Regions from separate parts of the Homo sapiens genome. Here region 1 is linked to region 2. The links are chromatin contacts, found by Hi-C or POLR2A ChIA-PET in ENCODE. All regions are on one chromosome and are shown on one strand. Each heading gives the region's core, a stretch centred on a gene start or an enhancer-like site at or near the end of the contact. The rest is flanking DNA. Distances are from core to core; before and after follow the strand shown.

Evidence for each region. Hi-C counts contacts between places; a loop is a spot of excess contacts on that map. ChIA-PET counts read pairs that join two places held with the same protein, here RNA polymerase II (POLR2A). Pooled maps may share reads with other maps.
Region 1: a pooled map shows a loop between it and region 2 (4-fold over the local background). The contact joins the promoter of S1PR1 here to the promoter of RTCA in region 2. A Hi-C loop is called at or near these places in 6 of 50 pooled maps. POLR2A ChIA-PET finds 5 or more read pairs at or near these places in 3 of 52 experiments (GM12878, WTC11 and activated naive CD4-positive, alpha-beta T cell).

What each region holds. Positions count from the first base shown.
Region 1 is chr1:101,235,769-101,242,604 of GRCh38, forward strand. It overlaps S1PR1 (sphingosine-1-phosphate receptor 1), which reads left to right and starts at 1,251. Exons shown (of 2, transcript NM_001400.5): 1 at 1,251-1,331; 2 at 3,054-5,750. The coding sequence starts at 3,217. The coding sequence ends at 4,365. S1PR1-DT (S1PR1 divergent transcript) reads right to left here and starts at 760. Exons shown (of 2, transcript NR_104626.1): 1 at 557-760; 2 at 1-113. RefSeq lists enhancers at 341-430, 3,064-3,113.
Region 2 is chr1:100,264,627-100,271,148 of GRCh38, forward strand. RTCA (RNA 3'-terminal phosphate cyclase) reads left to right here and starts at 1,590. Exons shown (of 11, transcript NM_003729.4): 1 at 1,590-1,794; 2 at 1,898-1,998; 3 at 3,526-3,669; 4 at 5,931-6,054. The coding sequence starts at 1,750. It overlaps RTCA-AS1 (RTCA antisense RNA 1), which reads right to left and starts at 1,548. Exons shown (of 3, transcript NR_110435.1): 1 at 1,378-1,548; 2 at 1,203-1,291; 3 at 116-621. RefSeq lists enhancers at 1,281-1,830, 1,399-1,758.

The sequences.
Region 1 (6,836 bases), core at 1-2,500, 970 kb after region 2:
TGGGTGGAAACTTTTACAACAGTAATGCAAGGGCAGAAGCGTCCTGTCCTGAGCTTGTCACGCAGGCAGATCTGACCAAGTCCGCCTCTCAGCCTCACGTTCTTAAGTAGCATCTAAGCAAAAGAAAAGGGTGGGCAAAGTGCTAGTAATGAGATTTGAGGCCTCTGAGTCGACTCCCAAGCAGAATGTGAGAGAAGGGTGCCGGCTCCTGCTGGGCAGCTGCAGTTGCTCCGCAGCTCCTGGCCGAGAATCTCCCCCTTTGGAAATTCCTGAGCTGCCCAGGCGTTTTGAATCTCTCAGGACTCAGCAGCAGCCCACCCCCTCAACGACCTCTCCATTGGCCAGAATCTGGGACACACAGCCTGACTTTGTGCTCAGCTGAGGGAAACCCCTCGCCCAACACCAAAACCGGCGCTGGTTCATTTCTCTGTGCACTCTGGGAAAGCCACTGCCCCTCAGACCGCAGTTGCGAGTAGCACGAGGATCTGGGGTGGCGGGGGGAGTACAGGAACCTCCCGGTTCATTCTCCCTCCCGGGCTGCTTGTCTCCTCCGTACCTCTCGCAGCCCCTTCCCAGCCTCTCCTCCCCAGAGCGCCGCCGACACTCGCCGGGCCGCGGCTCAGGTTTTCTGCTGCTCGCGCGAAAGTGGCTCGGGGAGCTCCTGGCCACAAGCTCAGCACACCGATCCTCCTAGGGCTGCGGGGGGTGTGGGACCAGGGCGGTGCGCTACGAGACTCCGGGCCGTCCTCTGCCTCCTCAGACTTTTCGAGAGAAAAGTTTTCAAAGTCTCTCCACCTTTTTTTTTTTTCAGGGGCTCGGGAGAATCCTCTCCACAGCCAGGGATCAGCGTCTATCTGGGCGAGGGCAGTGATTTATACAGTAGAATCCAGGGGTTACCGGGCTCCGCCCCTTCTCTCTCTCTCTTTTTTTCTTTCATTTGTTGTTTGGGGAGGAGGGGTTCTTTTTTTTTTTTTTTTTTTTTTTTTTGCTTCTGCCCCAGATCTTTCCTGGACAGTGCGTCTCAGCAGTTCAGATCCGGGGGCCCCCAGCTGACAGAGGGCGTGGGGGGTTAAGGCATTAACCCCTCCCAGCCTCTTCCTGAAGAAACCACCCAGCCTTGGCGCGGCGCTGGGTGACTTCGCGTAGCAGGCAGGGAACTGGCCGCGGCGAGCGGGACTGGCCATTGGAGTGCTCCGCTGCGGAGGGAGGGGACCCCGACTCGAGTAAGTTTGCGAGAGCACTACGCAGTCAGTCGGGGGCAGCAGCAAGATGCGAAGCGAGCCGTACAGATCCCGGGCTCTCCGAACGCAACTTCGCCCTGCTTGAGCGAGGTAGGGGGCGGCGAATGGCGGGGGTCGCGGGCGCGGGGAGCCCGGTTGTGGTAGGGCTTAGGTGTCAGAAACGAATTTTTAAGTCGAACGAGGCAAACAAAAACTTAGAAAACATGCATCTCCGGGCGCTGAAAATTTGCATCTCTGGGCTACTAAGGAGCCCATCTCGATCAGATTGTTCTTGGGCACTTGTGATTTATGGAGTTCAGAAAAAAGGTTAATTCCCAACTGTGGAACCTACGGGTGTAGGGGCAGTGAAAATTGCAGTTGGTCGGAGGAATAGGAGGGAAGGCGTTAAATTTTGGAAATCCTATAGACAAAGAATATGGTGGGTGGTGTGGAGCGTGGGTAATGGCTTAAATTAGTACTGCCCAGGAGCAGGGTATAAAATTAGTTGGGGGAAAATGCGGAGCTTCTTGGCTTGAGCAGCCTCTGCTGTTCGCGGAGTTGCTGGGATTGTTCTCATCTCTATTACCTCATTTTATTGCATTGCTGCATTACCTTGAAATATTTAAGCAACTTAGAAGTAGACTTCTGCTGACCAGTGCCGTCTTAGAAAGTTTCTTTGTAACTTTCTAGTCCTAGGAGAGGAGTCAACGTGTTGGGGGACTGCAGTAAATAAAACTGCCCACGCAAATTTAGCAATGCACCAGGGAGCAGTTTAATGTGAGTTTCTGAAGAGTAGTTTTGCAATCGAAATTAGAAATGTGGTAGCATGTATTATGGCTGTCATGAGTAGTTTGATTTCTCTCTTTTGTGTATGTTTTGGCTAAACTAAACAAAGCAAAAAATATTTATGCAATCAACTAATGTACGAAACTTCTGGGATTTGCTGCAATCTGTTATGAATGGTTTTAACTGAATACCTTTAAATTTACTTGCCCTGGCTTGGGGTGGGGGGTGGGGTGGGGGGGCGCGGGGGGAGGCGGGGAGAATAAGAAGAAGAAAGAAAAGGCAGTCGCTTCACGGAGGCGCTAAGCTTTCCTGTTTACAGCAAGGCGGGGCGGGCCTGGCTGCCCACACCTCACTGCGCCCTCGGACCCTAAGCACACCTGCTCCTAGAGAGTTATTAATAGAGCCCCCAAATGGCTTACGCTTTCAAATGATTTTCCTGCAAATCTGATTTCTTGCATGGCACATGGCAATTAGGAGGTGGTGCTAGTATCTTTGAACTGGGGGGCTGGGGGTGGGCATGGGGGACAGAGGTGTGTGTCTTCGCCCTCAGACTGGCAGTTGAGTCTTTTCCGAGGAGAGACGTGGGCTGGTATTGAGCGTGCAGCTAAGCTGGTGACTGCTTCAGAGAATCTCATGGCTGGAAATCCGGGGGTGAGGGGGTGTGGGGTGGTGAGAGGGCAGGAGTGGAGTTAAAATGGGGTGTAGTTCTCTAGGTTTCCCATTCCTCCCACTCCTTGTTTTCCTTTTCATCATCTTTTTTTTTTTGTCAACCCACAGCCAACATCGTAATTCCCATTTCCCTTTGAGTGAATGTGGCCATAGAGTTTCTCCCTCTCTTTTTCTTCCCCCTCTTCCTTTTTTGAAAAAAGAAAAAAAAGGAAGAAAAAAGATAATTTGATTTTTAAAAAAAATCTCTCTCCCTGAGCTCTCCCCAAGTTTCTTTAAAACAAATCAACAACAACACAATTGGAGCAGTGCCTTAGCTAGAATGAATTATGCCAGTATGCTGTGGCTCTTTCCCTGACTCTCTCCTCTGACTTGTTTAAGGCTGCGGTTTCCGAGGCCCTCTCCAGCCAAGGAAAAGCTACACAAAAAGCCTGGATCACTCATCGAACCACCCCTGAAGCCAGTGAAGGCTCTCTCGCCTCGCCCTCTAGCGTTCGTCTGGAGTAGCGCCACCCCGGCTTCCTGGGGACACAGGGTTGGCACCATGGGGCCCACCAGCGTCCCGCTGGTCAAGGCCCACCGCAGCTCGGTCTCTGACTACGTCAACTATGATATCATCGTCCGGCATTACAACTACACGGGAAAGCTGAATATCAGCGCGGACAAGGAGAACAGCATTAAACTGACCTCGGTGGTGTTCATTCTCATCTGCTGCTTTATCATCCTGGAGAACATCTTTGTCTTGCTGACCATTTGGAAAACCAAGAAATTCCACCGACCCATGTACTATTTTATTGGCAATCTGGCCCTCTCAGACCTGTTGGCAGGAGTAGCCTACACAGCTAACCTGCTCTTGTCTGGGGCCACCACCTACAAGCTCACTCCCGCCCAGTGGTTTCTGCGGGAAGGGAGTATGTTTGTGGCCCTGTCAGCCTCCGTGTTCAGTCTCCTCGCCATCGCCATTGAGCGCTATATCACAATGCTGAAAATGAAACTCCACAACGGGAGCAATAACTTCCGCCTCTTCCTGCTAATCAGCGCCTGCTGGGTCATCTCCCTCATCCTGGGTGGCCTGCCTATCATGGGCTGGAACTGCATCAGTGCGCTGTCCAGCTGCTCCACCGTGCTGCCGCTCTACCACAAGCACTATATCCTCTTCTGCACCACGGTCTTCACTCTGCTTCTGCTCTCCATCGTCATTCTGTACTGCAGAATCTACTCCTTGGTCAGGACTCGGAGCCGCCGCCTGACGTTCCGCAAGAACATTTCCAAGGCCAGCCGCAGCTCTGAGAAGTCGCTGGCGCTGCTCAAGACCGTAATTATCGTCCTGAGCGTCTTCATCGCCTGCTGGGCACCGCTCTTCATCCTGCTCCTGCTGGATGTGGGCTGCAAGGTGAAGACCTGTGACATCCTCTTCAGAGCGGAGTACTTCCTGGTGTTAGCTGTGCTCAACTCCGGCACCAACCCCATCATTTACACTCTGACCAACAAGGAGATGCGTCGGGCCTTCATCCGGATCATGTCCTGCTGCAAGTGCCCGAGCGGAGACTCTGCTGGCAAATTCAAGCGACCCATCATCGCCGGCATGGAATTCAGCCGCAGCAAATCGGACAATTCCTCCCACCCCCAGAAAGACGAAGGGGACAACCCAGAGACCATTATGTCTTCTGGAAACGTCAACTCTTCTTCCTAGAACTGGAAGCTGTCCACCCACCGGAAGCGCTCTTTACTTGGTCGCTGGCCACCCCAGTGTTTGGAAAAAAATCTCTGGGCTTCGACTGCTGCCAGGGAGGAGCTGCTGCAAGCCAGAGGGAGGAAGGGGGAGAATACGAACAGCCTGGTGGTGTCGGGTGTTGGTGGGTAGAGTTAGTTCCTGTGAACAATGCACTGGGAAGGGTGGAGATCAGGTCCCGGCCTGGAATATATTTTCTACCCCCCTGGAGCTTTGATTTTGCACTGAGCCAAAGGTCTAGCATTGTCAAGCTCCTAAAGGGTTCATTTGGCCCCTCCTCAAAGACTAATGTCCCCATGTGAAAGCGTCTCTTTGTCTGGAGCTTTGAGGAGATGTTTTCCTTCACTTTAGTTTCAAACCCAAGTGAGTGTGTGCACTTCTGCTTCTTTAGGGATGCCCTGTACATCCCACACCCCACCCTCCCTTCCCTTCATACCCCTCCTCAACGTTCTTTTACTTTATACTTTAACTACCTGAGAGTTATCAGAGCTGGGGTTGTGGAATGATCGATCATCTATAGCAAATAGGCTATGTTGAGTACGTAGGCTGTGGGAAGATGAAGATGGTTTGGAGGTGTAAAACAATGTCCTTCGCTGAGGCCAAAGTTTCCATGTAAGCGGGATCCGTTTTTTGGAATTTGGTTGAAGTCACTTTGATTTCTTTAAAAAACATCTTTTCAATGAAATGTGTTACCATTTCATATCCATTGAAGCCGAAATCTGCATAAGGAAGCCCACTTTATCTAAATGATATTAGCCAGGATCCTTGGTGTCCTAGGAGAAACAGACAAGCAAAACAAAGTGAAAACCGAATGGATTAACTTTTGCAAACCAAGGGAGATTTCTTAGCAAATGAGTCTAACAAATATGACATCTGTCTTTGGCACTTTTGTTGATGTTTATTTCAGAATGTTGTGTGATTCATTTCAAGCAACAACATGGTTGTATTTTGTTGTGTTAAAAGTACTTTTCTTGATTTTTGAATGTATTTGTTTCAGCAGAAGTCATTTTATTGGATTTTTCTAACCCGTGTTAACACCATTGAATGTGTATTTCTTAAGAAAATACCACCCTCTTGTGCCCTTAAAAGCATTACTTTAACTGGTAGGGAACGCCAGAAACTTTTCAGTCCAGCTATTCATTAGATAGTAATTGAAGATATGTATAAATATTACAAAGAATAAAAATATATTACTGTCTCTTTAGTATGGTTTTCAGTGCAATTAAACCGAGAGATGTCTTGTTTTTTTAAAAAGAATAGTATTTAATAGGTTTCTGACTTTTGTGGATCATTTTGCACATAGCTTTATCAACTTTTAAACATTAATAAACTGATTTTTTTAAAGATCCCTTTGTGAAGAGCATTCTTAAAAATAATTATTGAGTCATCTACTGGATTGTGTAGCTCTTTGGAATCAAAGTGAAGGACAAATTTCTATTATTCTTTAAAGGATTTTTACCTTAACTAGGGTGTGAAAAAAGTGTGGTTTGTTTAGAAACCACTCTATCTTTTTCAGGAAGAGAAACTTCAATAAGTTAACACTGAAGAGTAGTAAAGAATGAGATAAAAACCACCAACCTTCTGAATACCACATTGGCTAGTAAGTAGAATTGTTTGAGTTTTAAACTGCATTTAAGCCAAATAAATTAAATGCAATAATTCTGTCATCAAATATGGGCTTTTAAAGAAATTATACACAAAAATGTGGTTGTAAATCTAGTTTAAATGATGAGACTCAATCATCATTCAAAACCCATCAAAAAAGCATACATTCTTGGCCTTTCACCAACATGTTGGGGAAGTGGGGATATGGATATGGGTATTAAATCATGTGTTTTTTTTTTTTTTTTTTCAGGACACTGTCTTGGCTTCTCCCAGCCTATCTTCTGAACCACATAGAAGTATACAGTATCAGTGAAGCAGCTAGCTGTAAAATGTGGGCTGAGTAGCATAACACTTTTATCTGAAAACCTTCAATTCATAGTATCTGAAAGCATTAATATTCTCAGTCATTAATTTTTCCAACTACAAAATGAAGGCACTTTGCAAGCATCACAGACTTATTGTAATAGTTAATTCTTGTTTTTGATTATTGTCATCTTTTGGGGGATTAAAGTGTTTTGGCATGTTGGGCTCTCTAATCTTTTCGCTACTTTCAGAATTTGTGCTTTCAAGTGTCATTGTATATGCACAGGACACAGTTGGGACATGAAGATAAACCTCACCTAATAGAGTAGATGTCATTTCTGGGTAAGGTTAACTGTGGGAAACAGAAATGTGTTCACTAAGGAAACCTTAGGTCACAACCTCCAGTTTCCTGAAGGAAATGCCAAAAATGCTCCAAAGACAAAAGGCTGGAAACAAACTGGAATGTCTCTCTCCATCTGTCTGCTAAGGCGGAAGGAATGATTTCATGTTACATTCACTTCCTA
Region 2 (6,522 bases), core at 340-2,839:
ACTTTTGTACCTACTCCCTGTTCTTACACCCCCTCCCCTTTTGAAACCCTTAATAAAAACTTGCTGGTCTGAGACTCAGGCGGGCATCATGGTCCTACCGATATGTGATGTCACCCCCGGTGGCTCAGCTGTAAAATTCCTCTCTTTATACTGTCTCTCTTTATTTCTCAGCTGGCCAACACTTATGGAAAATAGAAAGAACCTACGTTGAAATATTGGGGGCGGGTTCCCCCAATAAAGATGTCAGATAGGGGTACAGCTTTTTTATATTCCATCCCTACCATCATTGCCTTACTTCAACTTCTGATTATTTCTTGCTGGATAATTGTATCATTGGCATTTCTCCCTTCAGGCTCTTAAGCCTCTTATTCACCCTTCTCCTACTGCCAAAGCCTTCATTTTAAAATGCAAGTATCATTACTTCTCTGATTAATATCTTACGGCAAATTCCAGATTTGGTTAAGTACATAGTCTGTGTGTTCCCTAAAACATTCTCTGTCGCAAAGCAGCAGAGCGTTGGGATTACCAGACAGTGGTGTTCACATCAGACCACCCAGGTTCACATCTCAGTCTTCTAGTTAAAATTGTGTGACCTTGTAGCAAATTGTTTAACACAGGAAGCTGTAAAACAGTAAAAACAGTAAGTACTTTATCATGTTATGAATGCATGCAGTGCACAACACCTAAGTGCTCAATAAGTGTTGCCTGTTATTGTTACAGTATATTATTAATATATTGTAATTGTCCCCATAATAAACTCTAAATACAGTACATGTTAATTATTATTGAGGATGACATTGTAATTGATTACGTCTCAGTCTCTCCATTATACCTCCAATAACTTCGGGGGTAGAAGCTGAATTACTCTTTTTTGCTTCCCTAGAGGTTTACATATTATTTGGTACTCAATTATGTAGGAACTGAGCCACAGGCAGAACCAAGAAGCTGGCTATTGCTTCTGCCCTCGCCTGAGGTGAATTGTTAGCTGCACTGTTCCTGGGAGTCAAGAGCTTGCACTCACTCTCAAGCAAAATGGCATAACTTTGGCTTTTCAGAATATTAAACTAGTGATTCTGCCTTTCCCGCCTCTCAAATAAATGGTGTGTCACCCTAGAAAGAAAGATAACACACTCCGCATACACAAACACGCACACCGCAAGGAACCAAAGGCCAAGAGTATCAATGTACCAGGGCGCACACACTTCGAGAGACAGGTTCGGTGCATCGCAGGATCCCAATCTTTCTTGCATCTTCAGCTCTAAAAGTCGGCACCTCGGGGTATGCCAGGATCCTCGAGAAAACAGATATAAACACATATTTACCCACAAAACAGAGATAAAGCACAAGCCTGCGGGATAACTGGAGGAGTTATCTTACAGTTGAGACTTTCTGCAACCTGCAGATTTTGCCGTGCCCAGGGCACAAGTTTTTCAGGGCTCCTGGGCACCCCCGCGACCGTCATCTCACTTCCCCGGCAGCTTCCTCGCCCCGACCGCAGTGTTCCCAGCGCGGCTCCTTTAAGCCGAGCTACGCGCATGCGCACTGACTGCGGAACTGGGCGAACCCGGGGGTTCGTTTCTGCTGACTCCAGTGTCCCGAGAGGCGCCGCTTCTTCCGCTTTCTCGTCAGGCTCCTGCGCCCCAGGCATGAACCAAGGTTTCTGAACTACTGGGCGGGAGCCAACGTCTCTTCTTTCTCCCGCTCTGGCGGAGGCTTTGTCGCTGCGGGCTGGGCCCCAGGGTGTCCCCCATGGCGGGGCCGCGGGTGGAGGTCGATGGCAGCATCATGGAAGGGGTGAGTACAGAGCGAAGCGGCCGGGGCTGCAGCCTAACTAAGGAGGGGAGCTCTCACCACCGGTGTGCTTACTTCTCTTCTCCCTGTACCCCAACCTTTGCAGGGCGGCCAGATCCTGAGAGTCTCTACGGCCTTGAGCTGTCTCCTAGGCCTCCCCTTGCGGGTGCAGAAGATCCGAGCCGGCCGGAGCACGCCAGGCCTGAGGTAAATCTGGCTGGAGGGGGAGTTGGGCCGTGAAGCTGGGGGATCGGGGGGTCGGGCTGCCGGGCTGGGGCATCGGGAGTCCGAGTGGTGGAACCCAGAAGGTCCCAGACGCAGGTATGGGCGATCCAGGGCGGGGCACTCTGCCTGGGCGGTGGCCTGGGTTGTAAAGTCTTGAAAGCCTGGAGGGGTGAGTTTAGAAATGGTCTCGAGTTTTCTCTGTTTGACTAAATAGTGTCATTTGCTGAAGAGCTAGCTTTTAAAATGTTTTCTCACCTCACCGGGCATTCCAAATATCCGAACAGCACGTATGAGCTGGCAAGATAGATAGGGCAGAAATGCTTGTGACGCCAGAGGAAACCCTGTTTTATAACCAGTGCATTCTGGTTCTGCTGTCAGTTTTAGAATCATAAAACAGGAAAGAATCCTGAGATGTGTTATCCCAGCCTTCATTCATACCTCCAGAGAGCTGTTATGACCAGAATTATCTGTTGTGGAGAGGGAAACACCTTGACATTTGACCTTATTTCTTCTGTCTGGGTAGCTGGGCATGCCACTAGTTGAGCTTCAGGTACATGCACCTGCTAGAAGAGGACCCAGGTTTGAAGCCACACTGATTGCTTTGTATGTATTCTGTATTTATTACATTTTAATAAATCAGCGGTCTCAGTCTTTTGTCTACAGTTTTGAAATTACCAAAAGGCAATTACTGATATGTTAATGTTAATTGCCTTTGTCATAGTTTGCAGCCCTCCAGTTCACCAACAGGGGAATCCAATTCATTAGGCTGTAGGTGTTGTATTAGTTTGCTAGGGCTGCCATAACAAAATGCCACACACAGAGTGGAGCTTAAACAACAGAAATTTATTTCCTCACAGTTCTGGAGGCTGGAAGTCCAAGATCAAGGTCCTGACAAGGTTGGTTTCCTCTGAGAGCCATGAGAAAAGGATCTGCTCCAGGCCTGTCTTTTTGCCTCTTCACATGGTGGTTCCTCTGTGTACCTTGCCCCTAGCGTCTCTGTATGTTCTAGTTTTTTTTTTTTTTATAAGGACACCAGTAAGATTGTATGGTGGCCTTATTTTAACTTAATTATCTCTTTAAAGGCTCTATCTCCAAATATAGTCACATTCTGAGATACGGAGGGTTACAGTCTCAGCATATTAATTTAGGGGGAACATAGTTCAGCCCATACAGGCACCATAGATTGTTCAGTCAAGTGCAAGCGAGACTGGTGGCACTGAAATAACTATTAGTTTTCTTCTTTAGCACACTTCTAATTTGCAGCAATATATCAGGGTATGTATTTATAGTCAGAAATAACTGGTCTGCAAGGAAGTGTTAAAATGATACATACTAGCAGGTAGTCTAGGTGCATAAAAACCCAAAAGGAAGCTGACACTGAAGATGTGGCACTTACTGTGGTTAGACCTTGCTGTTTTCTTGCCATTGCAGTTTTATAAATTTGTCATAAAATGTGGGGATGTAGGCAGTCTGAATGCACACGTTTTGATGCAGTATTATGACCTGAAGGCCTCAACATTTATCTGGACTGGAAATGATTCGAGATTTGTGTGATGGGCAACTGGAGGGGGCAGAAATTGGCTCAACAGAAATAACCTTTACACCAGAGAAGATCAAAGGTGGAATCCACACAGCAGATACCAAGACAGCAGGGTATGTATCACTTAACATTCCATTTAAGTAACCTGGGTTTAAGTCCAGGTTTTGCCACTTTCTGGGCAAGTTGCTTAATGTCTATGAGCTTGTTTCCCTACTTTTATGTTTTTTTTTTTTGAGACAAGGTATCCCTCTTGCCCAGGCGGGGGTGCAGTGGTGCAATCACTGCTCACTGTAAGCTGTAACTCCTGGGCCCAACAGGTCCTCCCACCTCAGCCTCCTGCGTGGCTGGGACCATAGGCACACAGCACCATGCCCCGCTAATTTTTGTATTTTTTAAAGAGACAAGGTTTCGCCATGTTTTTCAGCTGGTCTCGAATTCCTAAGCTCAAGCAATCCACCCACGTTGGCCTCCCAAAGTTTTGGGATTATAAGTGTGAGCCACCACACCTGTCCAATAAATATTCATTGAATTAATGAAATTCATTATTACTGATAGAGACTTCCCAGTTCAATACTTAAGCATCATTGTGTAAGTGAGTTAAATAAAGATCTGTCTTTTGATAGCTAAGAGGCTATGTCGAATTCCCTTTCAAACTACTTATGAATATGATTGCTTTCACTTAACTTTGGAGAAGGGAGATAATGGCTCATTTAGAAAACAACCAGGCCAGGTGCGGTGGCTCACGCCTGTAGTCCCAGCACTTTGGGAGGCCGAGGTGGGTGGATCGCTTGAGCTCACAAATTTGAGACCAGCCTGGGCAACATGGCAAAACCCCGTCATATATATATATTTATATATTTATATATATAAATAAAAATTAGCTGGGCATGGTGGTACATGCCGGTAGTCCCATCTACTTGAGAAGCTGAGGCTTGAGCCTTGGAGGTGGAAGGTGCAGTGAACTGAGATTGTGCCGCTGCACTCCAGCCTGGGTGATGGAAGGAGCCCCTGTCTCAAAAAAAGAAAAGATAATGACCAAGTGTTTCACTTTATGAAATTCATCATGTTACATAACTATTTCTTGTGATTTCTCACATTATTTGACTATAAGGACCAAACAGGCAAGTAAAGCAAGGATTACTTCACTAAAACTTCCCATGTGAAATATTTAGCTATCAGTCTTTTTTTTTTTTTTTTTTGGTCTCCCAGGCTGGAGTGCAGTGGCATGATCATGGCTCACTGTAGCCTTGACCTCTTGGGCTCAGGCGATTCTCCTAAAGTGCTGAGACTACAGGCGTGCACCACAATGCCTGGTTAATTTTTAAATTTTTTGTAAAGATGGAGTCTCACTATGTTGCCCAGATTGGTTTTGAACTCCTGGGCTCGAGTGATCATCCCACCTCTGTCTCCCAAAGTGCTGGGATACAGGCATGAGCCACCACGCCCGGCCAAGCTGTGAGTGTTTGTTATTATTAAAATTAATAATTATTAAAATATTTTATTATACTTTAAGTTCTGGATACATGTGCAGAATGTGCAGGTTTGTCACATATGTACACATGTGCCATAGTGGTTTGCTGCACCCATCAACTGGTCATCTAGGTTTTAAGCCCTGCATGCATTAGGTATTTGTCCTAGTGCTCTCCCTCCCCTTGCCACCTGCCCCCCGACAAGCCCTGGTGTGTGATGTTCCCCTCCCTGTGCCCATGTGTTCTCATTGTTCAACTGCCACTTATGAGTGAGAACATGCAGCGTTTGCTTTTCTGTTCCTATGTTAGTTTACTGAGAATGATGGTTTCCAGCTTCATCCATGTCCCTGCAAAGGACATGAACTCATTCTCTTTTATGGCTGCGTAAAATATTATTCTATCATATCATGAACTCCACAATGACAGGAACTATATCTTTATACCTGGAACAGTACCTTGTTATATAGTAACTAATCATATCCAGACCTTGTCTATTTTGAAAGCATTTTCATAAACTGCTAGTTTCAAGAATTCTTTTGTAAAACTTTTGAAGAAGGTTTTATTTTTAATTTTTTTTCTTTTTTACTTTTTTGTAATATAAAGAAAAGTATCAGAACTTAGCCAAGGTCACACAGCTAATGTGTTTAGTTGAAGATTCAGACCCAGGTTTGGTTATCATTTAAAGCTATTTTTCTATGGTGAAATACTGTTTTTCTTTAAAATTCAGGATTTTACTATTCAGACACTAAAATGTTTTTTAACTAGAAACTCAATGGCATATACCTGCCTTCACAGTTGTCTGTGCTTTAGTTGGTAGTGATGAACAAGAATATAGCTTATTTAAGAGTTTGAAAAGAAAATGCAGAAAAGAAAATGAAAATAAGCCCCTTCTGCCTTCTCCTTAGGAGTGTGTGCCTCTTGATGCAGGTCTCAATGCCGTGTGTTCTCTTTGCTGCTTCTCCATCAGAACTTCATTTGAAAGGTGGAACTAATGCTGAAATGGCACCACAGATCGATTATACAGTGATGGTAAGGGCTTTTGTTGTTGACAAACTAAGATGATCTCATACATGCTTCTGAGTCTCCATTCTCTAAATATATCCTGAGTGTTTTTTTGTGACTTTCTTGTTTATCTCTTCATGGTGTCTTTTCTTTCTTTCTTTCTTTTTTTTTTTGAGACAGTGCTGTTGCCAAGGCTGGAGTACAGTTGCATATCACAGCTCACTGCATACTCAACCTCCTGAGCTCAAGCAATCCTCCTGTCTTGGCCTCCTGAGTAGCTGGGACTACAGGCACACACCCAGCCAATTTTTTTAAATTTTTTGTAGAGTCGATGCCTCACTATGTTGCCTAGGCTGGTCTTGAACTCCTGAGCTCTAAGGATCCTCCCACCTCAGCCTCCCAAATGTGTCTATTGCAGTAGGGGGTGGGGAATTATGTTTACTTTAAGTTTGTTGTTATATCTTGGAATAGTGTTTATAGTGAATTAAAAAAAAA